2 separate regions of the Homo sapiens genome follow, and region 1 is linked to region 2. Evidence: read pairs that join two places in POLR2A ChIA-PET (ENCODE). Cell type or tissue: B cell. All regions are shown on one strand. Links, peaks and the distances in the headings refer to the core of each region. The heading gives the core; the rest is flanking DNA. Region 1 overlaps RANBP3 (RAN binding protein 3). Region 2 holds the start of FUT6 (fucosyltransferase 6).

Region 1 (16,553 bases), core at 3,629-11,628, 130 kb after region 2:
TTAGCCGGGCGTGGTGGCAGGTGCCTTTAGTCCCAGCAACTCGGGAGGCTGAGCTTGCAGTGAGCCAAGGTTGCGCCACTGCACTCCAGCCTGGGTGACAGAGCGAGATTCCATCTCAAAACAAAACAAAACAAAACAAAACAAAAACTGCAGTGTCGGCCGGGCACAGTGGCTCATGCCTGTAATCCCAGCATTTTGGGAGGCCGAGGCGGGAGGATCACCTGAGGTCGGGAGTTCGAGACCAGCCTGATCAACATGGAGAAACCCCTTCTCTACTAAAAATACAAAAACTGAGCCAGGCGTGGTGGCGCAACCTGTAAGCCCAGCTACTCAAGAGGCTGAGGCAGGAGAATCACTTGAACCTGGGACGCAGAGGTTGCAGTGAGCTGAGATGGTGCCATTGCACTCCAGCCTGGGCAACAAGAGTGAAACTCTGTCTCAAAACAAAACAAAACAAAACAAAACAAAACAAAACTGCAGTGTCTCCCACAGACTAGAGGCTGAGCACCTTGAGACAGGCCACATCCAGCCACTCACCCTCCACCTCCCACTGTGGTGGCACTGAAAAGCCCGCTGTCGCTGCACGTCCCACACTTAGGGTGCACTTCTGGACTTCTGCTTGGTTTAGTCCCACTACCAAGAGCGCGTGGTTCCCCTTGTTTTCCATGGCCAGTGCTTACTCCTGCACAGACACCATCTCCTTCAGGAAGCTCCCACTGTGAGAGGCGTGCCTGCCCTGCTGCACTCCCTCCCGAGCAGGCCTTATATCCTGCCACGGGGCACGCGGAGACCACGGCCACAGCAGCTGAAACAGCCTATCACCCAGCGTACACCGCATCAACACCCTGCAATGAGTGTTTGAACTAGGCCCTCTCTCTGTCATTCATCTACACAACACCAGCTGCTACGTACTCACAAATATTTACTAAGCCCTCATTCTGTGCAGGGCGCCACAGGAAGAGTGGAGAACAGGAAGCTGAGGGCAGACGCTTCAGGAGAAAACATCTGACTGAAAGGGAGGGGCGTGTTTGCACTTGGTGACCAGGCACTGTGGAGCCCTGGCACTCCCAGAGGGGTGTGTGGTGACAGCATCTACCCCTAGATGTAAGTTCTAGAAAGTGGGGCCTCGTCTGTTCCGTTTCTCTCTGTATTCTCAGTGCCAAACACAGAGCCTCACACTTAACAGGCACTCAACCGGCAGTTAGAGGGTGAATGAAATGTCACACGCCGCAAGGACAAGGACCCAGGGAGCCATGGTCAGGGCTCTCCAGAGGAACGGAACCAAGAGGATACAGCAATAGGAGATGAACTTGGCCCATCTCGGCCCATTGGGACCCCTGCTGATGGCAGGTCTGGCATTCATGACTGACCCAGCCACTGCACTAACATGTAGAAATGAGCTTTAGTCACATCTGCACCCAAAACACAGAGCGTCAGTTACTCACGCTGCATTTCTACTCAGGCCAAAGGTTGATCAACTGCAAATCAGCACGGCTATCGCAAACAGACAAGACACACAAGCCCCATTCCAGGCAGGACCGCCCCACTGCCCCCGACCACCAGACACACGGGTTGCTGTTCGTAGCCATTCCCTATCACCAGGCTGATTCTGGCTATACCAGTGAGGAAGCAGCGTGTGAACACCGCTACCTCCAACTCAAGTTTGGGGAATGGACAGGCGGCCAGAAGTAGGGAGGCTTCAACAACCTGCTTCAATTCCTAGCCCAGCTTTTCTTTCACAGGTCAAGGGAAGATCACCACTGCAGATTTCTAGAGACCCACCATGAAGACCTTTAATATTAAAATAGGAGTCAAATGCAGACTATTTGACCCAGAATCTGTCAACCAAGTGGTTGGGTTTTTTGTTTTTGTTTTTGGTCCTGTAACATGCTCCCTGTTGAAACCTAGTTTGTAAAAAATGCAGTCTGTCTGGAGATTGACTTTACACATCCGTATATTAAGAGATTAGAAAACCAATACGAGGCACAGTGGCTCATGTTTGTAATCCCAGCACTTGGGAGGGTGACGAGGGAGGATCACTTGAGCCCAGGAGTTGAAGACCTGTCTGGGCAACATAATGAGACCCTATTTCTACAAAAAACAAACAAATAGCCAGGCATGGTGGCGCACTCCTGTAGTCCCAGCTACTTGGGAGGCCGAGGTGGGAGGACTGCTTGAGCCCAGGAGTTAGAGGCTGCAGTGAGCCATGATCGTGCCACTGCACTCCAGGCTGGGTGACAGAGTGAGACCTTGTCTCAAAAACAGAGAGAAAGGAAAGAAACTCATTTGACCAGACGCTTCTCAAAGTTATTTGACTAGGGAGTCCCCCCCATTTCCAGGGACATCCACAATGAGGCCTGAGAATGACGTTTCAAGGACCACTGTGGACAACACTGGTGTGTGAAGCGGGGGAGATTCTGAGCCCCTCTTCCTTGGACACAAGTCACCTCAAACAATGTGTGAAGTGCTCTGGCCCACCACATACTTCTTCTCTGGCCTCACCATGGCCTTCAGGGGCACTGTGCACCAAGTCCCACATGGCTGCTGCTGAATTCAGAACCCTCGTCCCATCTAGCATCCTCTACCCTGCGAACCTCCTCAGCTCACATGCCCAGACAGCACCCAGCCTGAGCCCAACAATTGTGATCCTGTGATGATCACAGACCCAGGCCAGGGAGAGTCCCCTGCTGCCCCCTGGTACCCCAGGAAAACAGCAAGGGAAGATGGCCTGGCCAGAAACTGAAAGGAGTGAGCCCCTGCTGGCATCCGGGCCCACGGTGCTGGCTCTCCCTCCCATCCCCTGCTACCCTCAACCCACTTGTGAGGCTCCGATGCAAAATGGGACCAGCTGGGATTCCCCAGGACAGGGCCGGTGTCCTGGTCCTGGTCTTTGCAGCCCCAGCGATGAGCACAGACAGGCTAAGAAGCAAGCCAGCCCCAGCACAGGAAGCTTGGCCATCTCTGCTCTCCTTTCCAACTTCTGCCAGATGTTGGGAACCCCTTAGACCTGCTTGGCCTGCCCCCCCACCTCCACCCAGTCATCCTCACGTGGCTATGGCTGTCAGGGTGCTCTGTCCCACCTAGTTGAGCCTGGGAACCACTCTGCCAGCTGCACAGAGGATGAAAAGATTCAATCCTAATATTCCCTCAGCAATTCCACACATCCCAGCACCCACTGTGCACTAAGCACTGCGTCGGCCTCTGGAGACACGTCCCTGTCTGTCTAGAGCACCCATCACACCTTATCTGAACATATGACACAGGGGAGGCACAGCAGGCCCTGGGAACATAGAGCTGGGGCTTCCAACCCAGTGAGGCTGTGAAGGGAGTGAATCAGGGAATGCTGCTGGGAGAGGGGCTGTCTGGACAGAAGGACAAGCAGCATTTGGCCACATGACCGGGAAGCACACGGCAGCAGAGTGAGGAGTGCTGGAGGAACCAGGTCAGGGTGGCACATGCAGTGGGCCTAGTACTGTGCTAATGCTTGGGACACGCCTTGGGGACAGACTGGAAAACAGGGCAGCCTGGGGGAAGAGGAGCTAAGTGGAGGTGGTAGGGTGGGGGGGGGGGTGGCACGGTGGGGGGTCACCTCCGCCCTTCCCTGGGGTCTGAGGTCTGCACATTTATACCTGCATGTGTCAGTGTAGAAGCTCCTAGGAAGGAAACTCCAATCAAATTGAAGCAGTTCCTATGACAGCTTTTTTGAGGAAAGAGCCAAAGATCTCTGCGATGAAGGTGGGGATCCTGGTGGAAGGGGGTCTCTTCCCCTGGTGGGATACAGGCTTCCTCCTGACCCTAGAGGAACTGTTCTCCTTGCAGGGGGCAGTAGGTCTCTGAGGAGGTGGGGGGCTTGAGGAGGTGGGCCCTTCCTCTAAAGCAGAAATGACCAATCTGGGACCCAGGTGGCTTGGGGGTGTGTGTGCGAAGTCCATAAAACCCTCACCCTGAACCCTGATGAAGTCACCTCTGTAATTTGGTGGACAGCATCTTTATCTAGGGAAAGGGCCCAGATACTGCCTCTTCAAAGAGTAAGGAGGGTGAAAGGAGGAGGGCGGTTTCAACAGCCCACATGTGAGAGTTAAATAGCAGGCTTCCTGGTAGCACCTCTACAAGCAGCCTCCAGGGACCAGGACTCAAAAAGGTTTTATCTGTATTTTTTCTGCCAAGAGACTGACTGGTGGCAAAACTTTGATGACAAAATGAATTCTGTGTCTATTTCAGAGGCAGCAAGGAGGGGAGAGGGTGCTGTAGAGCCCCTTGGGACAGGGTGGGTGGTGGGGGCTTCCCAGACTTAAGGAAAGGAGTGAGGTCTCTGCAGCCTACTGCAAGCAAGGAAAGGAGAAAGCAAGGAGCTGGGCTGAACCCCAGCGGTGGCCCAGGGGAGAAAGGTGAGTTTCCCAACGCTCCAGGTGAAGAAGGGTTGTAGAATCCTGTTTTACCTCTTAGACTTATCTTAGTTTCTGCCATGATATGCACAGCAAAGGCATCCACAAATGGGGTCTCCCAGACGCGTGATGGTTTCATATACGTGGCCAGCGTTCTTCGAGCACTTCTTTATGTGTTAGGTTTTATCTGCATCATGTCACCTAATCTCCACAACCACCTTAGGAGGTGGCTTACACCAACATCCTTTCACAGGAAAGGAAACGGATAATCAGGTCAAGCGACCTGTCGGAGGTGGGCCCGGGTCTTCGGGCCAGGTGGGCCGACTCTGAAGCCCCGGCCCATGCTCCTGAGTGCCACGCTCCACTCCGCTGCTGGCCAAGAACTACGTGTGCAAAAGGGAGGAGTTACCTGGACTCCAGTTTGCTTCCTCTCACCTTTTCTGTGCAGGTAGGCCTCAGAGCTACAACACATACACTCTTCCCTTTAGAGAAATGACAGCAGGAATAAAGTAGCTGTCAGTTGCTGTTCTGGATAAGCACCTATGGAGGAGCACGAACCAAACTAGGGGGCTAGTCATGAGTTCCGGGGTCAGTGAAAGGCTTCCCACAGGTCACATGACCACCTGCCTCAGCCAACACAGTGTGTGATTATCCCAATGGCTGATCCCCGACAAGACTGCAATCCTTTAAGGTTGTCAAGACAAGGATCAAAGACACATTCCAAGGCACACACTCAATGGTGACACAAGCTGCTTTCTGTCTTCATCTGTCAAATGTTCGGCCCTGGAATGCTTTGCGTAATATATTCAGAATCTAAGCTGACAACACACACACTCTCGCCTCCGCCTCTCTCCTCTTCCGTATAAACTTTCTTTCCTCACTGCTGCAGAGAATAATTTACAAAGAAGCAAGGGCAGCCCTGCCTTACAGTAAGCTTTGCTTCCCCACCAGCCCATGGCTGTCTCCAGCCTGTCATGGAGGATCTCCCGCTAAAACTAAATAGAAGAAACTACGTAGGCCTGGGAAAACACATATAAGAGAGAATCTGGAATATCTTTGCTTTTTCTGTTTATTCGCCTCCTGACTGATGACTCCAATACCTGCCAAGAAAATGCCCTCATCTAGAAAGCAATTGAGAACTCCTGACCAAACTGTCAGCAAGGTACTTGCATAAAATTAGCTTTAATCCTGGGCTGATATGTCTTAATCTTCTTACCTGTGAAAAAAATATGGAAAGCATCTCGCCAACACAAATAACAGTCTATTAAAATGTGGCAACTCCTGTAATCTGGTGACACGATCACAACCCTTCAAGTCATTTATTTTTTCAGAAATTATTATAAACAGTTCTGTGCCACAGCACAAAGGTAAATCTGTCACTGACGTGTCAGGTCTGTCCTCCAACTGATTCTTTGGTACGGAATGGAACTGATCTCAAACATGCAGTTGCTAGGTGATGCCTCTGCGGATCTCCGTGTATAGCATGCTCGGGTTCTCCAGCCCAGCTAGTGGAAGGCGGTGGGACCCTGGATGACTCCGTTCTTTTCTCAATACTCGAATATATTTCTATAACTTTCAACTGGTCTCATGGAGATTATGGGGACACACTTTTTGGAGCTGATGATATCCTACATTTTATGTACTTCTTTCTGGAATGCTCATCATCTTGGCATTACCTTCAACTACCGAACTCCAAGCCAACTTCCAACCACTCTCATCTCACCACCAGATACTTACACTTCCAACAAGCATTGCAGGGGCAACAGGCATTTGTTAAAAGGCCTTTACTGGACTCCGAGGTAGGTACTTTACATATCTAGTCTCATTCATCATAGACGCATCCCCATGACATCCTCCTCATATCCCACTCCACCCCATGAGGGCCAAGCCACATTCTGCCTTCTTTATTTCTACCTTTATCAGCCCTGCAGCCAAACCCTTCTAAGCTTCCACTCCTGCGCCACCCAGACCGTAAGCCCCGGGGGGCAGAACTTGCACTTCTGAACAGAAACCCCATAAAGTTATACAAAGTCAGCAACTCTGCCTACAACTGTATGGATGGCTGGGTTCAGTGGCTCATGCCTGTAATCCCAGCACGTTGGGAGGCCGAGGCATGTGGATCACTTGAGGAAAGGAGTTTGAGACCAGCCTGGGCAACATGGTGAAATCGTGTCTCTACCCAAAATACAAAAATTAGCTGGGCCTGGTGGGATATGTAATCCCAGCTACTCGGGAGGCTGAGACCCAAGCATCACTTGAACCCAGGAGGTGGAGGTTGCAGTGAGCTGAGATAGCACCACTGCACTCCAGCCTGGGCGACAGAGTGAGACTCTGTCTCCAAAAAAAAAGAAAAGAAAGAAAAAAGAAAAAACTGCGTGGAGAGATGGAGGATCCAGCTTTAACGGCACTTTTCTGTTCCGCCACTAGGTGGTGTGACACCAACACAGCTGAGGCAACATGCAAGTGGCTGAAGACTCGGGAAAGTTCCAGTAGAGACAACAGGAATCCCCTCCTCTCTACACGGAAGCTTACAGGAAGGAAATCCAAGAACTACAGAATTTATGCTGAGGCAGCAGAGCAAAACTGATGATACTGGAGAGCGCGGGCTCTGGTCTTTGTGTGTGTTCAAACCTGCCCTGGCCACTTACTTGCGGTTGGGATCCCAGATAAGACAATGTACCTCTGGCACAATGTCTTCATTTGCATATCAGGGCTGTTATTTCACCCCAGGCAGCTTCGGCAAGGATGAAATGAAATGCTGCACATGCCGTGTTTGGGGAAGTGGTTGGCACACAGGATGATTCCACACTGGCACTGGTAGCATTATTATGCTCGGAAGATTGCAAACATATTGATGCCACCTTAAAGCATAGGCCTTGGATTCAAGGACAGCTGCCAGTGCCCGGCAACGACAAATGCGTCAGAGTCTGACCCCTTTTAGGGGGTGGAATGGTTGGATCCAAGAGCTGCCTGGACGCCTGGGACACTCAAGGCAAACGCTCAGGTGCTCGGAATGCCTGAGCCCTTCTGAGGTCACAGGAAACAGGTGGGATCTGAAGGCAGGCCGAGCCGAGCAGCCAAGCCTTGCTCTCACCAGCAGGATCTACCAAGCACAGACTTGTGCTAGGCACCGAGCTTGCCACTGGAGACAGGAAAGAAATGGCAGACAAGGCCGCAGCTCTCTACTGGGAAAGAGAAAACAAACAAGTACCTGCTGTGTGCAGAGATAACTGGGTAGTTCTGGAGCTGGGTGCTGCAGAGAAAATACCACAGGATGGTGGGAGAGAGTGAGTGAATGGGTAAGGCCTCGCTGAAGCTCACACATGAAGGGTGAGCAGGGATGAGCCAGGTGAAGGCAGGGGATCCCAGGCAGAGGGGACCCCAAGTCAAAGGTTCTAAGGAAAGGAAGAGCCTGGAGGCCCATGTTTGGAGGGGAGGAGAACGGGAAGGGCTGGGTGGAGCCCACAGGACGTTCAGCCTTGCAGGCCATGCTGACAAATCTGGATTTATCCAGTGTAAAGGTTGGGGCCCAGGCTCTGGACTCTTAGGACCCAGTGGCCATCACCATCAATGCTGCAAAACATCCTCTCTCCTCTGAGCAGAGGGTAACTGCCTGTTTTCTCACCCTCTCCCCCAGAGAAAGGCAAGTTCTCAAGGACCGTTTCCACTCACGCTCTGCTCTCACAGATGCAACGCAGGAATTAATTCTGGGTAAATAAGTTCCCAAAATTCTCTGTGGCAAACCTGGGGGAGTTTAATTTAGCAAAGGCATTTTAAACTTACTGCAAAAGGCAAGGCCTGCCTTCTAAACATGTGTATGGAGTAACTACTACTGTCTCTAGAATTTCCTCCCTTTCTTTGAACACCATAAACAGCGACAGCGAAATGCAGTGCCCTACGCGGGTCAGTTTTCAGGGGTGAACGAGTGCCCATTACCTAGAGTTTACTGACTCACCGGGAAGGACAAGCATGAACTCCTAGACTCCATGGCTGGAGACAGGCGCACTGGCCCTAGCCAGCCCTACCTGCTTCCATGGCCTCGGGCTTCAGCCCCTGTGAAATGGTGCAGCCAGGACTCAGGCATCCCTGAAGGTTCTTCCCAGCCCTTACATTCTGTCAGGTCCTCACCCTGGACCAGAGGCAGTGTTAAAGGTCAAGGAAAAGACTGTTCTTCCTGAAGAGGGATATGATGTCCATTGAGGCCTACTCAGCTGCCAAAAGGCCAGAATAGAAAAATAAGGTTGGGAGGAAGGGCCTTAAACTCTAGCTGGCAATTAATTTATTCCTGGGTAGGTTCCTTTGATCCTATGACCAGTGGTTCTCACCCAGGAGTAACTTCATCTCCCTGGAGACACTGGTCAAAATCTGGAGACATTGTGACTGTCATGTTTGTGGGGGTGTGGAGGAAACTGTTACAGACATCTAGTGGATGGAGACCAGGGATGCTGACCAACATCCTAGGAGGCTCAGAACAGTGCCCTACCAGCAAGTGACCCAAGTCCAAATGTCAACTGAGCTGAGGGCAAGAAACCTTGCATTAATCTTGGGCAAAAAAATTGAGCTGGATCTCTAACTCACATTATACACCAAAATAAATCCCCAATAGATTAGATGGCACAAACCAGGGTGACCCCCCACCCTGGCTTCTGGGATTCACCGCCTCTCTCCCTCCCCACTCAGACTGTGGCTTTAAATGTGTACAGGCTCCTACGACCTCAGTAGGTTAGATAACTATGGAACACAAAGTCTCTTGGGTGTCAATGAAATCCCATAACCCAATGGTTCTCAAGTGGGGGCAATTCTGACATTAAGGGGACACTGGACAGTGTCTGGAGACCTTTTATCTTCTCATGACTGGGAGTGGATGGGTGGGATGACTGGGTGCTATGGCATCACATGAGTAGAGGCTAGAGGGGCTACCCAACATCCTCCAAAGCACAAGATGGCCACCACCAGCCCCAATGTCAAGAATACTGAGGTGGAAAAACCCTGGTATAACTCACAGGGTGCTTTCTCTCTACTCAGGCATCCAATTAGGAGAATCACAGCTAGAAGTAACTGACATGTATCTCCACATTCCAGTAGGTCAATTACCAGAAGTATATTCTCTCTCACACCACAATCCTCAGACTTGCGTATCATCGTTCCCATTTTACAGATGCAAGAGCTAAGGTCAGACAACTTGCCCATGTTTCTAGGGCAGAAGGCAAGACACAAACCAAGGACAGCCAATCCAGGTGCTTCCAACCATGCCACAAGTTGCCAATGGGAACCTGCTGGTCAGCTCTGGTTTAGAATTCTCCCGATGTTGGCAAGGCAGCGGAGAAACCCACACTGTACACTGAGGCTCTGCTAGCACATGCCAGTGGTTCTCAAATTTCCTGGTCTCGGGACCCTTTTCCACGCTTGTCAATGACTGAACATCCCCAAGAGCTTTTGGAAATGTGGGATGTAGCTACTACTGACACCATATTAGAAATGAAACCTAAGACAATTTCAAAATACTTAAGATTATAATAAACTCCAGAAAGGTTTAGTTAAATAACATATTTTTATGAAAAATAAGTATTTAAAAAAATCTGAGAAGAGTGGCATTATTTTACATTTTGACAAATGTCTTTAACGTCTGACTTAATAGAAGATAGCTGAATTCTCTCTCTTTTTTTTTTATTAAAGAGAGGGGCTTTGTTGCCCAGGCTGGCTTTGAACTCCTGGGCTCAAGAGATCCTCCCACCTCAGCCTCCCAAGTAGCTGGGACTGCAGGTGTTTGCCACTGTGCCCGGCCTGAATTCTCTTATCTGCTTCTATAGTTCATCTGTTGGCATATCACACATCCAATAACCTCTGGAAAAAAACTCCACTGTCCATTTTCAAGTGAATAAGAGTGAAAAAAGAGCAGATAGTGTCTTTGTGTTGTTATGAAATAGTTTTGAACTTGCAGTCCCCTTGAAAAGGTCTTGGGGACTGCAGGGCCCCGGACCATCTTTGAGAACTGCTGCCATATGCTATCTGAGTTCTAGCATTCCAAGGACACTAAATCCTAAATTACAGACCATGAGGTGCTTTATGCTAAGGTTCTAGCTAAAGAGCACTCTAAGTGTAGAGAATGCAGAGTCTAGGAGTCTGTATAATAGGATTGAAACCCAAATACCAACCAAGGTCACAGGCACTGGAAGAGAAGGAAGTGGGCTAGGCCCCAAGTAACATGGCGGAGACCACAATATCCAATCTAATCTATCCACAGGCGCAGCTGTTCCTTAGCACTGAAAAATCACTGCTGTGCAAGAATGCAGGCCAAGGGTGGTTGCTGTTTTCTGAGAGAAATCAGAAATACAATTTTTTTCCCCTCTGAAATCTCAGAATTTTAAGTGTTGGCTCCTAATTACAAACAAAAACCTAAATGGGCCAAATTAAATATGTCTGCTTGCCCTTCAGGCAAGTTTGCAACTTCTGCCTGTGGTTTTCAACTCTGGCTTCATGTTGTTAAACATCTGTGGAGCTCTTTAAAACCACAGACACCCTAGAACTCCTGGAACCATCTCCAATGGTGCAGCCCAGGCAGCAGTTTTGATTTTCCCTGACAACCTCCTTAAACAAGTGTGAAGCCCATCCAGGGCTGAGATCCATAGCTAGTGCTGTGTGGCAGCTCTAAGTGCCAAGACTACTGAGGAGGAAGCAAACTGTGGACATGTGGAAGGTGGTGGTGAGGAGCTTTACCCTGATGTCCCAGGCCACGTTATTCTCTACTGCGTAGGGCAGAGTCAAACAGAACACCGCTCCACCAGGACCCCCTAAAACAAAGAAAACATCACCACCAGACCCTGAATAGATAATGATGCAAGCCCAACTGCCTCACGATTGCTTCAAAGTACCATGGAGAGCTACCAAATGCCCAGCCAAGCCAATACCAGCCATCTCGGCAGTTTTGTGGTCCTCTGGTAAGTTTTGAGGAACGGCGCTCTCTTCTCAGATTCCCCAAATGCATCTCAACTTTCCCCAAATGGCCTTCGTCTCCCACTACACCCAGGCCTATTCACTGTCTGAACTCACGTAGGAGGGCAGAATTCAACCCCCCTTCTCCACCCCAAGCTCCTCCAAATGCCACTCGAAGCTCACCCCATTCCTGCTGCTTCTGCTCACTCTGACCACCTCAGAGGAGGAGCACACACCAGACCCAGGTTGACCCTAACACCTAATGAATGCACGAGGGTGCCGGGAAAATCCCATTTTCTGGTAAACGGAGAGGCAGGCTGAAGGCTTGTTTGAAACATTTTGCAGAAGCCCAGTGAGGGCTTTTCTGTCTATACGCAGGATCCTGGGCAAAATGGAAAGTCTCTTCAAAGAGTATAAAGATTTTGCAGCCTGGATACCCCTTGGGTACCATCAGGCCCCTTCTGCTACAGATACAGGAGGCACAGTGGAGGTGAAAGCACACATTCTGCTCTAAGCAAAAATCCCAGAATTAGTTTTTATAATAAATTCACGAGAAACTTTCCAAAAGTTGTTTAAGATAGGTTCCAACTATTTCAGTTCTAGCTAACCAATAAAAATTCAGTTGCATCTCACCCTCTCAGGGGCTAGGTTTTAAGTCAACAAGGTGCAAGCTGAGAGAAGCCAAACCACCCTCAAAAATCTCTCGACTCATACCTGGTCAGGCTTTTAAATCAGTAGTTCTCAACTGAAAGCAACTCTGCCCCCGGGGGGACACTGGGACGGAGACATTTCCACTGTCATGACTGGCGGGGATGAGGAGGGGGATGTGCTATTAGCATTTAGTGGGGTAGAGGCCAGGGATCCTCATTAAGATCCTACAGTGCACAGCGCAATCGCCCACAACAGAGAATTACCTGGCCCCAGATGTCTGTAGTGCTCAGGCTGGGATCCCTGAGATCACTAAGTGACAGGCAGGACAGAACTTAGGAGGACCCAGAGCCCAGGCCCTGCTGGTCTTCTGCCAGGGGCTCAGCCCAGGGCCAACTCTGAGTGGGGCAGGTTCACCCACACAATGGAGACTTTGCTGAACCCTTCAGCTGAATGTGTCCAGAGCAGAGTGCACTGTAGTAAAAACAGTGACCTGAGTGTTTATTACTATGAGCAGAGACTGGTGCTAAACAATGTATGTGCACTCATTCCTTCAATGCTCACAGCAACCACGAGGTGGGTGTGGTTACCATTATTCCCATTTTATTGGTGTGGAAACGGGGGGCTCAAAGAGGTTAAGAAATTTGCCCCAAATGACTCAGAGTGGACAGCGGAGTTAAAACACAAACCCAGCTCTCTGAGGACCAAAGCCTGTGTCCCCACCATCGATACCAGTGAGTCTCTCACCTGGGGGCGATTCTGCAGCCTCCCCACCCCCACTCCCCAGGGGCTGTGTCAGGAGACTTCTTCTGTTGTCATGACGACCCCGCGAGTGAGGGGAGGTGTGTGCTACTGGCATCTAGTGAGTAGGTCCAAGGATGCTACCGTGCTGCTAAGGATCCTGCAACGCACAGGACAGCCCCTCCCGCCAAAGAGAGCCATCAAAACGTCAACTGCACCACACAAAGGTGAGAGCCCTGCTTCACACTGTCTCCCGGGTTTCCACCACGCATGTCCACAGGCCAACAGGGCCTTTCATGTCAGGATCTAGAATCCAAGATTCCCTGGAGTTCAAATGTGCTTTGCTCACCCTCTTTCCAGTCTTCTTTACCTTTGCCAGGGACAAAACTCTGCCTTCAAATCCTGATGTCAGCCTACAATGCAGCATAACCCTAGAGACAGGATGAGTAATGAGTCTGGGAGGTATCAATGGGGAAATGCCAAGCAGGGGAGACTTATCCCTGGATGCAAGGGTGAAACATGCACACACACTGTCTGAGAGGAAAAGCACTCAGGTGGACTTTAAAAGTCCCAGACCACAGGAAGGGCTGTGAGAGTTGCTGTCACCATCCATGAGGCGTTCACCATGGTGACGAGGGCCAACAAGATGCTTTACACAACAGAAAACATTTCCTCGTATACAAGCAGAGGACACCTACCCTCTACTACTCAAACCAGCGGGTCTCAACCCTGCCTGCACATGAGAATCACCTGTGCTGCCACCTGTACAGAGGCCCAGAACCCACCCAACACCAGAGAGAATCGGAATCTGCAGGGCGTGGCGACTGAGCATCTGCGGTTTCAGGAAAGTTCCCCAGGGGGTACTGATGCCCAGCCGGGTGGACAGCCGCTGCTCAGCCTGACACAGAGGTGGGACTGGCCCAGAGAAGAGAGATGGCAAATGGATGGAGGAGGGACTGGGTGTGAGGGTGGAGCAACTTATGATCTCAGTCTGGAAAGGCAGAAGCCAAGAGGGCATTTGACTAGAGCTTAAACAGCAAGAACAAACACGTGACCATGGGGCAGCCCCTAAAGCTTCAAAAGGCACAGGCAAGGAGGCCCCACTTTACACAGTGAATAACAAATTAAACATCCTGGCAGGCTGTACAAGCCAAAACCAGAAATGGAGTGTTCAAGAAACACACAATGACTGATTGAAGGACGGCAGGGATATATGAGGCACAAAGTCCACCAAGATTTGATTTCCTGAGGACAGTTATCCCAGAACTAGCGTCAGGGACAACGTGCTAGGTGAGTGTGGCACTTACTAGGGAAAAAAAGTGAAGTTCAAAACATTCCATTTCTCTCTTTGGCCCTTACCAGTTCAACTATCCCATTTACAACCAATAGCTCATGTGGACAGCATATGCTAGAAACAGTATCCCCTGGAAAAGGGCAAGCCATAATTTCCCCTTTGTGCTCAAATGTATTCCTCACAACAGGGTCCTCACTGGTGAATTCATTCATTCATGCATTCATTCATTCAACCAATATTTCCTGTGTACCTACTCTGTGCCAGGCACCGTTCTAGATGCAAGGGGGCAATCAGTGATCATAACATAAAAATCCCTGACCTCATGGAGCTTACATGGGGCAAACATGCATGTAATATCTAGCATGCCGGATTGTTAAGAGCTATACAGGAAAATCAAGCAGGGTGAACGGAATAGAGAACATGGATTTAATTTGAAATAGGTGGCCAGAGAAGCTCTCATTAATAAAGTAACATATATGAGTAAAAACCAGAAGAAGTGAGCCATGGGGGTATCTGGGGGAAAACTGTTTCAGTTAGAGGAATCAGCAGGAGAAAAGGCTAAAAGCGGGGAGTGTATGCAACATTCAAGGAAAACTGAAAAAGCCAGAGTAGTTAGCACAGAGCAAGGCAGCAGAGAGTGGCGAGAGAGAAGGACAGGGACATATTGGGGCCCACTATGGGCTGAGAAGTTCTCAGATGGGTAAGGGTGGAGGGAACGGGGGCTAAGCATTGACGGTGTTGGTGGGGAGAAGTGGTGGTCCCCCTTTGGGAATAATTTTAAGGTAGAAATGATAGTATTTGCTGTGCAGTATGAGAAAGAGGGAAACCAGGGGTGACTTCAAGGTTTGGGGCCAGAAGAATTCAAAGAATGGACCTGCCTAACTAACTACAATGGGTGAAAGACCATGGGATGGGCAGGTGTAGTGGGGGAGATAAGGATTTTGTTTTGGAAACGCTCTAGACTTACCTATGACACATCCAAATGGAGATGTCGAAATGTGATGCTGGACATGAGTCCTGAGTTCAAGAAGCTATGTGGGCTCAGGATGTAAATACATAAAATATGTCATACTGATTCCCACTTACCCAGTCCCTCTGTAACTAGATCTCATGAGTTGGAATGCTGCAACCCTCCATGGGCTCCTTTATCTTAAAAAAAGAGATGTAGCAGCCGGGTGCGGTGGCTCACGCCTGTAATCCCAGCACTTTGGGAGGCCGAGGCGGGCAGATCACGAGGTCAGGAGATGGAGACCATCCTGGCCAACATGGTGAAACCCCGTCTGTACTAAAAACACAAAAATTAGCTGGGTGTGGTGGTGCGCGCCTGTAATCCCAGCTACTCGGGAGGCTGAGGCAGGAGAATCACCTGAACCCGGGAGGCGGAGATTGCAGTGAGCCGAGATGGCGCCACTGCACTCCAGCCTGGCTACAGAGCTAGACTCCGTCCCAAAAAATAAAATAGAATAAAATGGCCAAGAATCAGGGAGAGAACCTGTGCTGCTGCCTGTACAGATGCCCAGCGCCCGCCCAACACCACACAGAATCAGAATCTGCAGGGACTGAGCACCCGTGGTCTGGCATCTGAAGCCAGGCCATCTTGGTTCACATCCCTGCTCCTTCCCAGCTGTGTGACACGCCTTGGATAAGCGACTTAACCACGTTGACTCAGTCTCCTCATCAAGTGAATGGGGCTAACAGTATCTATACCTCCTACCAGGGAAAACAGTATGTCAAGACTTTGCACCACACCTGGTAACTACCCTAAATGCTCCACAAGACCAAGCACTTCCTATCATCATTCATTCATTACTGCAATTCGGTAGGGAAAACCCTCCAGTCACAGGGAGCACCGAATGGGGGAATCAGAGCCAGACAGGTAGAGAGCTTGCCTGCATTTGTGCAACTAGAAAAGGGGGGGAGCTAAAAATAGGCCTCAGAAGTCTTGAAGCTACAGCGATGGCAACACGACTATGGATGGAAGCAGACATCAGCCTTATGGTGCCTTCTCGGGGGATCTGGAAGTGTAACCTTGTCAAAAACACTCAGGTGGGCTGTCAGCGCTCCACAGAGGAGGGACTCGCACGGTCTCTTGTCTGGAAGTGCAGCAAAAAGGGCCAAAGAGCAGCCAGGGTTTTCGGCGGCCCAGATCCTGCGGCGGGGCCTAAATGAGGGGGAGACGAAGCGCCCCGAAGGATCCGGGGGGAACTGGCGGGAAGTGGGGGCCGAAGTTCGGGGCGGGGACGGGGTGAAAACGGCCTGGGCTTCCTCCGTCCGCGGTGTGCGGCTGGCCCGCGGAGGACGAGGGCCTCACGGGCTTAGGAGATAGGCAGCCAGGCCGGGGAAGGGGAGATGCCGGGTGGCGGAGGACGAGGGGGCGGGGAGGGAGCGTGGCGCGCTCCGGGCCACAACCAGGCCCTAAGGTCTATTTACATCCGTGGCCGAAGCACTGGGGCCGCGCCTCCCGCCCCCTTCAGCCCCGAGCTTGGCTGCGACGCAGAGGGGCCTTAGGGCTGCGATCCCGATGGCCACCCGGCTCCTCTAGCCAGACGGCT
Region 2 (10,372 bases), core at 2,343-10,342:
GAGCCTGTAATGCCAGCTACTCGGGAGGCTGAGACAAGAGAATTGCTTGAACCTGGGAGACAGAGGTTGCAGTGAGCCGAGATTGCACCATTGCCCTCCAGCCTGGGTGATGAGAGTGAAACTCCGTCTCAACAAAAACAAAGCAACTTTCTGTGATGACGGAAATGTTCTCTACATGCAGCATCAAAATTGGTGGCCAATGAGCCCTTCAAAAGTGACCATGCTGTCGGAAAAACAGAATAGTTAATGCTAATTTTTTTTTTCATACGGAGTCTTGCTCTGTCGCCCAGACTGGAGTGCAGTGGTGTGATCTTGGCTCACTGCAACTTCTACATCCTGAGATCAAGTGATTGTCGTGCCTCAGCCTCTCGAGTAGCTGGGACTACAAGTGTGCACCATCATGCCTGGCTAGTTTTTGTATTTTTAGTAGAGACGGAGTTTCACTATGTTGGCCAGGCTGGTCTTGAACTCCTAACCTCAGGTGATCCACCTGCCTCGCCTCAGCCTCCCAAAGTGCTGAGATTACATCTGTGAGCCACTGTGCCCGGCCTGGCTAATGTTAATTTTCTTTTCTTTTCTTTTCTTTTTTGAGACGGAGTTTCACTTTTGTTGCCCAGGCTGGAGTGCAATGGCACGATCTCAGCTCACTGCAACCTCCGCCTCCCGGGTTCAAGCGATTCTCTTGCCTCAGCCTCCTGAGTAGCTGGGATTAGAGGCACGTGCCATCATGCCTGGCTAATTTTTGTATTTTTAGTAGAGATGGGGTTTCACCATGTTGTCCAGGCTGGTCTTGAACTCCTGACCTCAGGTGATCTGCCTGCCTCGGCCTCCCAAAGTGCTAGGATTACAGGCGTGCACCACGGCGCCCGGCCCAATGCTAATTTAAACTTAAAAATAGATACTGGCCGGGAGTAATGGCTTACACCTATAATCCCAATGCTTTGGGCGGCTGAGGTGGGAGGATCGCTTGATTCCAAGAGTTTGAGACCAGCCTGAGCAGCATAGCAAGACCTCAAGACCTCATCTCTACAACGAATTTTATTATTTATTATTATTATTTTGCCAGACATGGTGGCCTGTAGTCTCAGCTACTCAGGATGCTGAGGCAGGAGGATTTCTGGAGCCCAGAAGTTCAAGGCTGCTGTAAGCCATGGTTGCACTATTGCACTTCTGCTTAGACAATAGAATGAGACCGTGTCTCAAAATAAATAAATAAATAAATAACAACAAAAAATAAAAACACAGAAAACAAAAACCACAAAAAAGCACACAAGAAACAGATACTCAAAAAGAAAAAAAGCAATGACTGGTATTACAGGCAGTAATTGGGAAACTTTTGAGTACCTTCAGAACATCTTGGATGGGCAAATCTACTTCTTCACCTGTACTTTTTATGTTTGTTTGTTTGTTCTGAGATGGAATCTTGCTCTGTCACCCAGGCTGGAGCACAGTGGCGTGATCTTGGCTCACTGCAACCTCTAGCTCCCGGGCTAAAGTGATTTTCCTGCCTCAGCCTCCCAAGTAGCTGGGATTACAGGCGCCCCCCACCACACCCAGGTAATTTCTGTCTTTTTAGTAGAGATGGAGTTTCACCATGTTGGCCAGGCTGGTCTCGAACTCCTGACCTCAATTGACCCGCCCACCTCAGCCTCCCAAAGTGCTGGGGTTACAGGCATGAGTCACCACGCCCAGCCTCATTTTATGGAAACTAAATACAGATTGAGTAGTTATGACAGACATTGAATGTCTGAATTGTCTTCTGAGGGTAAAATGCACACTAGATTGCCAAGATTTAGGATGAAAAACAGAATGTCAGATATCTCAATAAAACTTTTTAAAGGCCAGGCACGGTGGCTCATGCCTGTAGTCCCAGCACTTTGAGAGGTGGAGGCGGGCGAATCACCTGAGGTCAGGAGTTAGAGACTGTCCTGACCAACATGGTGAAACCCCGTCTCTACTAAAAATACAAAAAATTAGCCAGGCGCGGTGGCGGGCACCTGTAGTCCCAGCTACTCGGGAGGCTGAGGCAGGAAAATGGTGTGAACCCGGGAGGCGGAGCTTGCAGTGAGCCAAGGTCGCGCCACTGCACTCCAGCCTGGGCAACAGAGCGAGACTCTGTCTCAAAAAAATAAAATAAAATAAAATAAAATAAATAAACTGAGTTGGTCTAAACCTTATGGTGCATAGCGGAGCTCCAGGCATGGTGACCTAGGTGTGATGAGAAGGGATTGAGAGCACAAGCGCATACCAAAGTTCTGGAAAAAGACTCAAGAGACAGCCCTCGAGGGACACTCAGAGCCCGGACTGGGAGGGAGGTTGAATTTTAACCAAGTATTCCTTTGTGCTGTCGGGCTCTTGGGCTGCCAGTGAAAGGTTAATGTTTAGAGATACATTTAATATTAATATATTATCATGTGGCCCCTGGGTTTATGGCGACCTCTTCCTAGGAGACAGTGAAGTCTTTGCCGGTGACCTTCAGGAGGGGAGATTGGGGGAAACGGGGAACGGGAGTCCAGGAGAGAGATCTCACCCAAGGTACTTTCCCTGGAAAATGATCGATCCACGCCACAAAGATCAGGATGCAAAAAAACAAAGCCAGAAAGCAAACCGCATTCTAAGCCCTCTTTTACCACCGGGAGTGGCAGAGGCAGAGAAAATCCGGGGCCAGGAAGGATGAAGGGGTGTAGGCTGCTGATGGGGTCGGGGGGCACGGGATTCTACCGCAGAGCTCTGCAAGAGAGACAGACAGACACCCACTTCCTCCTGGTTTGGCAAATCAGCCAGACCTCCCATATCCTCAGCCCACCTCGGTGCATCCAGAAAGACCCCTGCCTGCGACTAGGGGCTGCTGGCCAAATGCCAGGCCACTGCACAGCCTGCAGACCCTCCCCCAGGGATCTTGTGCCAGCCCACCCGCACTCTGAATTACAGCAGACAGGACTGAGGCTGAGGGGAGGAGGCTCGGAGCCAGGAGGCCTTTCCCTGGACCCATGCGATCCGGGTTGGGGGTGAAAGTGGGACAAGAGGCCTTACCTGGGGGGGCCAGTGTGCAGAGGGCCCTAGAGCTGAGAGGCCGCGGACGGAGTAACAGCTGGATTCTGAGGACGTGGAAGAGGCCACACCACGCAGCAGAAGGAAGGAGGAAGTGTACCCGGAGCTGAAACCAGGCCCTTTCCAACCACCACACCTGTCATCAGGTGACCCAGGGCATCCTGTCCTGGAGCCCGGACATCCTTTGAAAACAAATCGTGGGGCTCCCCTAATCCCCGTTGCAGAACCAAACAGGGTGAAGGGATTTGGAGACTCAGGTCATGCATGACCTTGCCCCACCTGTGGCTTCAATGCGATGTGGCTTTGAGTACAAAGTGAAAAGGCTGACCTGAACCACCGGTTCCCAAAGCGGGTTCCACAGGGACACCAGGGGTTCCTTGGGAGGTGGGAATGAGGAAGTGAGCAGAATTTCTACCTTTCCGCTTTCCTTCCCACCAGATCCCACCTTCTCACTCAGTTGGCCCATCACCAAATATTTCCTGAGCACTAAGTGCCAGGCCAAGGGATCTTGCAGGAAACCGGTGGGCAAGTCAGGCAACTCATGAACCTTGGAAGGGAACTTTCTTCAATTAAAATTGCAGCCTTTTGAATAAAAAAGGGATGGAAGGGCATTCCAGTTACAAGGAACAACCTTCGCAAAGGCCCTGAGGCAGCAGAAATGCAGGCATGTTGAGGAACTGCAGGAGGAGTCTCAGCAGGCTGGGTCTTCACCACTGGAGAGGAGGCAGAGCTGTTGCAGAGGCTGGGCCACGGTCAGCCATAGGGTGTTCAGCACCAAGGCAATAGGGAGCCATGTGAGGCTTCAAGCAGAGGGGTTACCATGTCGATACATGTTTTCAGATGCTCTCTTCTGGTAGGCTGGGCACAGGTCCCATATTGGTGGCAGAAGCTTCCTCCGGTGGCCTCAACAAGCCCCTCTGTGTGCCTCAAAGCCACTTCCTTTCCCCACCCACTCCTGCAGGGCAGTGCAAAGCAGAAGTCCAGGGAGCTATGCAAACTTCCTGGAATGGAGAGAAATGATCTGGAATACTGGTTTTGAGGGAGGATGACCTTAAACTCTCTCACTCCCAAGCTGGGTGCAAAGGTGACCGAGCTCAAAGCCCAGCCTCCAAGTATCACGACTGCCCTGTTCTAGAAATCATTTCTGGGAGGCTGCATCATGCTGCCTGAGTTCTACTATCTCAGTGCCCAGCCACGCCCAGACCAGTGAGGTTCTGGGAGGTAGGGATGGGCCAGGGGGTTGGGGTCTCCCAGAGCTCCAGAAGTGGCAACCTAATTCCACTCATGTCTCATTCCTTGACTGGTGAGGTTGACTGTAACTTATTAAAAAAATGACTTCTGGGGGCCGGGCGTGGTGGCTCACGCCTGTAATCCCAACACTTTGGGAGGCCGAGGTGGGCAGATCACGAGATCAGAAGATCAAGACCATCCATCCTGACTAACATGGTGAAACCCTGTCTCTACTAAAAATACAAAAAAATTAGCCAGGCGTGGTAGTGGGTGCCTGTAGTCCCAGCTACTTGGGAGGCTGAGGCAGGAGAATGGTGTGAACCCGGGAGGCGGAGCTTGCAGTGAGCCTAGATTGAGCCACTGCACTCCAGCCTGGGCGACAGTGCAAGACTCTGTCTCAAAAAAAAAAAAAAAAAAAAAAAAGACTTCTGAGGCCATGCACAGTGACTCACACCTGTAATCCCAACAGTTTGGGAAGGAGAGGCAGGAAGATCGCTTGAGCCCAGGAGTCTGAGACCAGCCTAGGGAAAACAGAGATACCCCTATCTCTCTCTTTTTTTTGAGATGGAATCTTGCTCTGTCACTCGGGCTGGAGTGCAGTGGCACAGTCTCAGTTTACTGTAACCTATGCCTCCCGGGCTCAAGCGATTCTCATGCCCCAGCCTCCCGAGTAGCTGGGACTACAGGCGCGTGACACGGCACTGGGTAACTTTCGTATTTTTTTAATAGAGCTGGTTTTCGCCATGTTAGCCAGGCTGATCTTGACCTCCTGACTTCAGGTGATCTGTCTGCCTCAGCCTCCTAAAGTACTGGGATTAGAGGCCAGGCATGAGCCACTCCGCCCAGCTGGGTTTTTTTTCTTTTTTTTTTTTGAGACAGAGTCTCGCTCTGTGGCCCAGGCTGGAGTGCAGTGGCACGATCTCGGCTCATGGCAAGCTCTGCCTCCTGGGTTCACGCCATTCTCCTGCCCCAAGTAGCTGGGACTACAGGCGTCCGCCATCACGCCCAGCTAATTTTTTTTTTTTTTTTTGTATTTTTAGTAGAGACATGTTAGCCAGGATGGTCTCGATCTCCTGACCTTGTGATCCGCCCGCCTCGGCCTCCCAAAGTGCTGGGATTACAGGCGTGAGCCACCACGCCCCGCCCCCAGCTGGGTTGTTTCTTAAGGATTCAAAATCCAAAGGTAGGTCTCTAGTGAGGGACAGTAGGGCTCTAGTCATTCCATCGATGTGATCGCTGGGCAAAGGGAGGGTGGAGGACCTTGGGCTGACCTCAGGGATGGTGCCAGAGAGAACGTGTGCTCATCCTGAAACTGCTGTGTGACTTGAGAGGTTTCCTGGTCCTCTCTGAGCAGGGCTCACCATACCAGTGCCAGGTGGGACCTCCCTGCCAAGGAGCTGAGCCCAGAGCCCAGAGTAGGGTATCATGAGGACCTCTTCCCTCAGGCTCAGGGCAAGCTAGGACCTGCTTGAGGCTTGCAGGGGCAGTTAGGCCATCTGTGCACCTCGTTGGGGTCTTGGCCCTCATTGGACCCTCCAGTGCCTTCCCTGGCCAGGGCTGGGTGGGAGATGGAGCTGCCAGCCTGCTGGAAATTTTTCTCCCCCTGGGGCCCAGGGCTGGGAGCCAAGGGCAGCTGGTGCCCAGGAGGAGGGAGAAGGCCCCACGGGCTGGGCGTGCCATGAACCACATGTGAGATCCGGGGCATACAGGGAGGCAATGGGGGTTTGAGGGCAGTGCTGGGGTTCCAGAGGGGGCAGGCCAGAGCCCCCCAACATCGGCCAGGTGGCTGGGCCTCTGCCCTCGTGGGACCCAGGGAGGGTTTCCATGTCCCTCTAAGCCTCAGAGGAAATTCCAGAGGCAGAGAAAGAGAAGTTGGGAAAGGGAGCTCTTCACTCTGACATCAGCTGAGGTAGAGGCGGAGACCACAGGGGCTCCAGGGGCGTCAGAGGACAGAGCAGCCTGTCCCCACACCTCTTACCCCCTGGGGACTGGGCCTGCCCCAGCCTGTTAGGAAGCCCTGGCCTGGCCTGCCGAGGGCCCCGTCCCCCTCCCAGGACCCGTGGCTTGCAGCCAGGTGGTGGGGAGAGGGGCCCAGGTGTGTGGTGTGGGTGGCAGGTGAGTGATGGGCCCAGCAAGGCTGGCTCAGGCCCGGGGTCACCAGAGGGTTTGGTAGAGACTCTTCAGGCCCCCCACACCCTCCCCACCCTATGCCCCTCCACCCTCCCACCTGGGCCTCAGGGAGGCATCACAGGCACCTCTGCACCTCCACTGTACAGATGGGGAAACTGAGGCTCAGAGAGCACCTGGGATTCACCACCACCACCCACGTCTTGGTCTCCCCTGGCAATTTTATTTTACTTTATTTTATTTTATATATATATATTTTTTTTGAGACGGAGTCTTGCTCTGTCACCCAGGCTAGAATGCAGTGGTGCAATCTTGGCTCACTGCAACCTCCACCTCCTGGGTTCAAGTGATTCTCGTACCTCAGCCTCCCAAGTAGCTGGGATTACAGGCGCATGTCACCACGCCAGGCTAATTTTTGTATTTTTAGTAGAGACGGGGTTTCACCATGTTGGCCAGGCTGGTCTCCAACTCCTGACCTCAGGTGATCTGCCCGCCTCCACCTCCTAAAGTGCTGAGATTACAGGCGTGACCCATTGCACCTGGCCTATTATTATTGTTATTTTTGAGATGGAGTCTCACTGTGTCGCCCAAACCGGAGTGCAGTGGCGCCATCTCAGCTCACTGCAAGCTCCACCTCCTGGGTTCACGCCATCCTCCTGCCTCAGCCTCTGGAGCAGCTGGGACCACAGGCACCCGCCATGACACCTGGCTAATTTTTTGTATTTTTAGTAGAGACGGGGTTTCACCGTGTTAGCCAGGATGGTCTCGATCTCCTGACCTCGTGATCCACCCTCCTCGGCCTCCCAAAGTGCTGAGATTACAGGCGTGAGCCACCGTGCCTGGCCGGCCTATTATTTTTTATTTAGAGACGTGGTCTTGCTATATTGACCAGGCTGGTCTTTAACTCTTGGCCTCAATCAATCCTCCTACCTCAGCCTCCCAAAGTGCTGGGATTACAGGCGTGAGCCACAGCGCCTGTCCACCCTTGGCATTTTGTAGACAGCAGCAATTTCCCTCAACCCCAGAATATTTGGAATGTTCCAGAAGTCCTCATTTACAGTCGATCCCACCTGTACCCTATAAGTGGTGGTCCTGGGCTTGAACTTGGACCTGTCTGAACTCTGAGCTCTTAACCCCTGAGGTGAGAACCTGGGGTGAGCTCTTAACCCATGGGACCAACCCCTCTAGAGTGAGGAGACACGTCATCATTTTTCCTTGCAGTATTACATCTGGAAACCGTGCCGTGATGATCTCTCTGCACCCCTCACAGGCGGCTAACAACATCACAAACAAATCAGCCAGAACCATCACTCCCGGGTGGGGCCCCAAGTAAGCCAGTTCCCCAGGGCCCAGGGCCCTCCAGGGTGAGGTCCCCAGCAGGTGAGATTCAGTGTGGCAAGGTCTCTGGGAGCAGGTCCCAGCAGGTAAAGTCCCCGACCGCCGACATCCTCAGTAGGTGCAGCCTCCAGCAGCCAAGGTCCCCAGCAGGTGAGGTCCCCAGCAGGTGAGGTCCCCAACAGGCGAGGTCCCCAGCAGGCGAGGTCCCTAGCAGGCAAGTCTTCTGGAGGGGAGAGGCTCCTGGCAGCCGTGAAGCCCAGCGTGTGAGGTCCCAGGTAAGAGAGAGGGTTGGCCACAAAGGACTCCAGCAGGTGAGGCCCCAGGCAGATGAGGTTCCCGGCAGCCCAGGCACCATGCCGGCCTCTCAGGTGAACCAAGCCGCTATGCTGCGCACCGTCTGGTACCTGGATTCCTGCTGCAGTTTCCAGCAGGCCTTGCAGAAATCCAGTGCCCAGCTGAAGGAGCGAGGCCGCAGCGTCTCCCGCCAGCGAAAGTAGCTCAGGTAGCGGGCGTGGTCCTTGTCCAGCTCCTGCAGGTACCGGGCCAGGTCCTTGGGGCTCTGGAAGTCGTCCACGTGGATGAAGGCGTCGGGTGGCAGGAACCTCTCGTAGTTGCTTCTGCTGGGGCCCAGCACCACGGGCACGGCCCAGGCCTCCAGGGCGTTCCTCCACAGCTTCTCGGTGATGTAGTCGGGGTGCAAGGAGTTCTCGAAGGCCAGGTAGAACTTGTACCGGGACAGCGTCTCCATCATGGTCCCCTTGGGCAGGGGCTTGTGGGAGCGTCCGTACACGTCCACCTTGAGATGAGCCTGCAGGCTCTGGTAGTAGCGCACCCTGGCTGAGTCCGGCTTCCAGTTGGACACCGCCCAGGCCACCAGCTCGGTCTTGGCCGAGAGGTTGAGCGGTGGGTGGGCAGGCTGGCCGGACCACGGCTCCAGCCAGCCGTAGGGCGTGAAGATGTCGGAGTCGCTGCGGTAGGACATGGTGAGATTGAAGTATCTGTCCAGGGCTTCCAGGTGCTGGCAGTTAGGGGGTGGCTCCAAGTTGAACCAGATCCAGCGCTGCCCCTGCGGCCTCGGGGAAGGTGGGAGGCGTGACTTAGGGTTGGACATGATATCCCAGTGGTGCACGATGACCATGTCTGCCTGTGGGTACACCTTGCGGTCGGCAGTGATGTGGCAGTCGGCTGTGCCGGGCACCATCTCTGAACAGCGGGACAGAGCCACAGGGATGTGGAAAGGCCATGTCCGTAGCAGGATCAGGAGGGTGGGGCGGGTGGGAGTGGTGTCCTGTCGGGAGGACCCACTGGGAGCCCTAGGGGATCCAGTGGCATCGTCTCGGGACACACGCAGGTAGGAGAAGAAACACACAGCCACCAGCAGCTGAAATAGCAGTGCGGCCAGACAGCGGCGCCATGGCCATTGTGGCTTGGCTGCACCCAGGGGATCCATGGGTCAGAGTATCTGGGAAGAGAGGAGAGAGGAGTGAGGGTCATTGATGACAATCTCCTGCTTACCAAAGCTCCGGGCCATGAGTCCTGAGAGGAGCTGCTATTATTCCTGTTTCACAGATGAGAAAACTGAGACCAAGTGACTCACAGCAAAAATCAGCACAGCTGGTGTTTGAACAAAGGGACCTTGTCCCAGAGTCCACTTCCTTCTACCTATTAGACAAGACCTTTCCTGGAATCCCCGAAGTCTTCCCCAGTCTACTGAAATACAAGTGCCCTGGAGGCAGGGGAGAAGGCATAGCCGGTCATCATTGCTTCCCATGTCACTGAGGCAAGGCTTGAATCCATGACTCAGCCAGAGAAAGGTACAATGGGACTGGGTTTTGCAGGTAATATATGAGCTGACCGGCCGAGCAGAGTGGCTCACACCTGTAGTCCCAGCACTTTGGGAGGCCGAGGTGAGCAGATCACCTGAGGTCAGGAATTTAAGACCAGCCTGGCCAACATGATGAAACCCCATTTCTACTAAAAATACAAAAATTAGCTGGGTGTGGTGGTGCACACCTGTAGTCCCAGCTACTTGGGAGGCTGAGGCACGAGAATCACTTGAACCCAGGAGGCGGAGGTTGCAGTGAGCCAAGATGACACCACTGCATTCCAGCCTGGGTGACAGAGGGAGATTGTGTCTCAAAAATAAATAAATAAATAATAGCCGGGTTTGGTGGCTCATGCCTGTAATCCCAGCACTTTGGGAGGCTGAGGCAGGTGGATCACTTGAGGTCAGGAGTTTGAGACCAGCCTGGCCAACATGGTGAAACCCTGTTTCTACCAAAAATACAAAAATAAGCCGAGTGTGGTGGCTCATGCCTGTAATCCCAGCTGCTCGGGAGGCTGAGGCATGAGAATCACTTGAACCTGGGAGGCAGAGGTTGCAGTAAGCTGAGATCATGCCACTGCACTCCAGCCTGGGTGACAGAGCAAGATTCCATCTCAAAAATAAATAAATAAATAATTTTTTTAAAAAAAGACCAGCCTGGGCAACATGGCAAAATCCCAACTCTACTAAAAATACAAAAATTTGCCGGGCAAGGTGGCATGCGCCTGTAGTCCCAGCTACTTGGGGGAATTGCTTTAGTCTGGAAGTTTGAGGCTGCAGCAAGCTGTGATCATGCCACTT

The links. ChIA-PET counts read pairs that join two places held together with the same protein. Peaks named below come from ENCODE experiments on the same cell type or tissue, not always from the same donor. Only the 100,000 strongest peaks of a DNase experiment are listed, where the experiment ranks them.
Region 1: POLR2A ChIA-PET joins it to region 2 with 12 read pairs; 2 of 35 experiments call an interaction of 5 or more read pairs at or near these places.

Annotation. Positions count from the first base shown.
Region 1 is chr19:5,961,294-5,977,846 of GRCh38, forward strand. The region is part of intron 1 of RANBP3 (RAN binding protein 3); the gene reads right to left. Among named protein-coding and RNA genes, the nearest start is that of RANBP3, 8.6 kb to the right of the region's middle. RefSeq lists enhancers at 1-102, 586-805, 1,400-2,047, 2,181-2,732, 6,685-6,979 and 1 more and a silencer at 1,076-1,125. In B cell, for the core only: CTCF peaks have their summits at 6,807 (motif pointing right) and 7,008; a DNase peak (open chromatin) is centred at 6,838; H3K27ac peaks cover 578 bases.
Region 2 is chr19:5,835,644-5,846,015 of GRCh38, forward strand. It overlaps FUT6 (fucosyltransferase 6), which reads right to left and starts at 4,059. Exons shown (of 3, transcript NM_000150.4): 1 at 3,034-4,059. It overlaps FUT3 (fucosyltransferase 3 (Lewis blood group)), which reads right to left. Exons shown (of 3, transcript NM_001382750.2): 3 at 7,245-9,208. The coding sequence starts at 9,196. The coding sequence ends at 8,111. In B cell, for the core only: no CTCF peak of the experiment used is centred there; no DNase peak of the experiment used is centred there; H3K27me3 peaks cover 1,311 bases.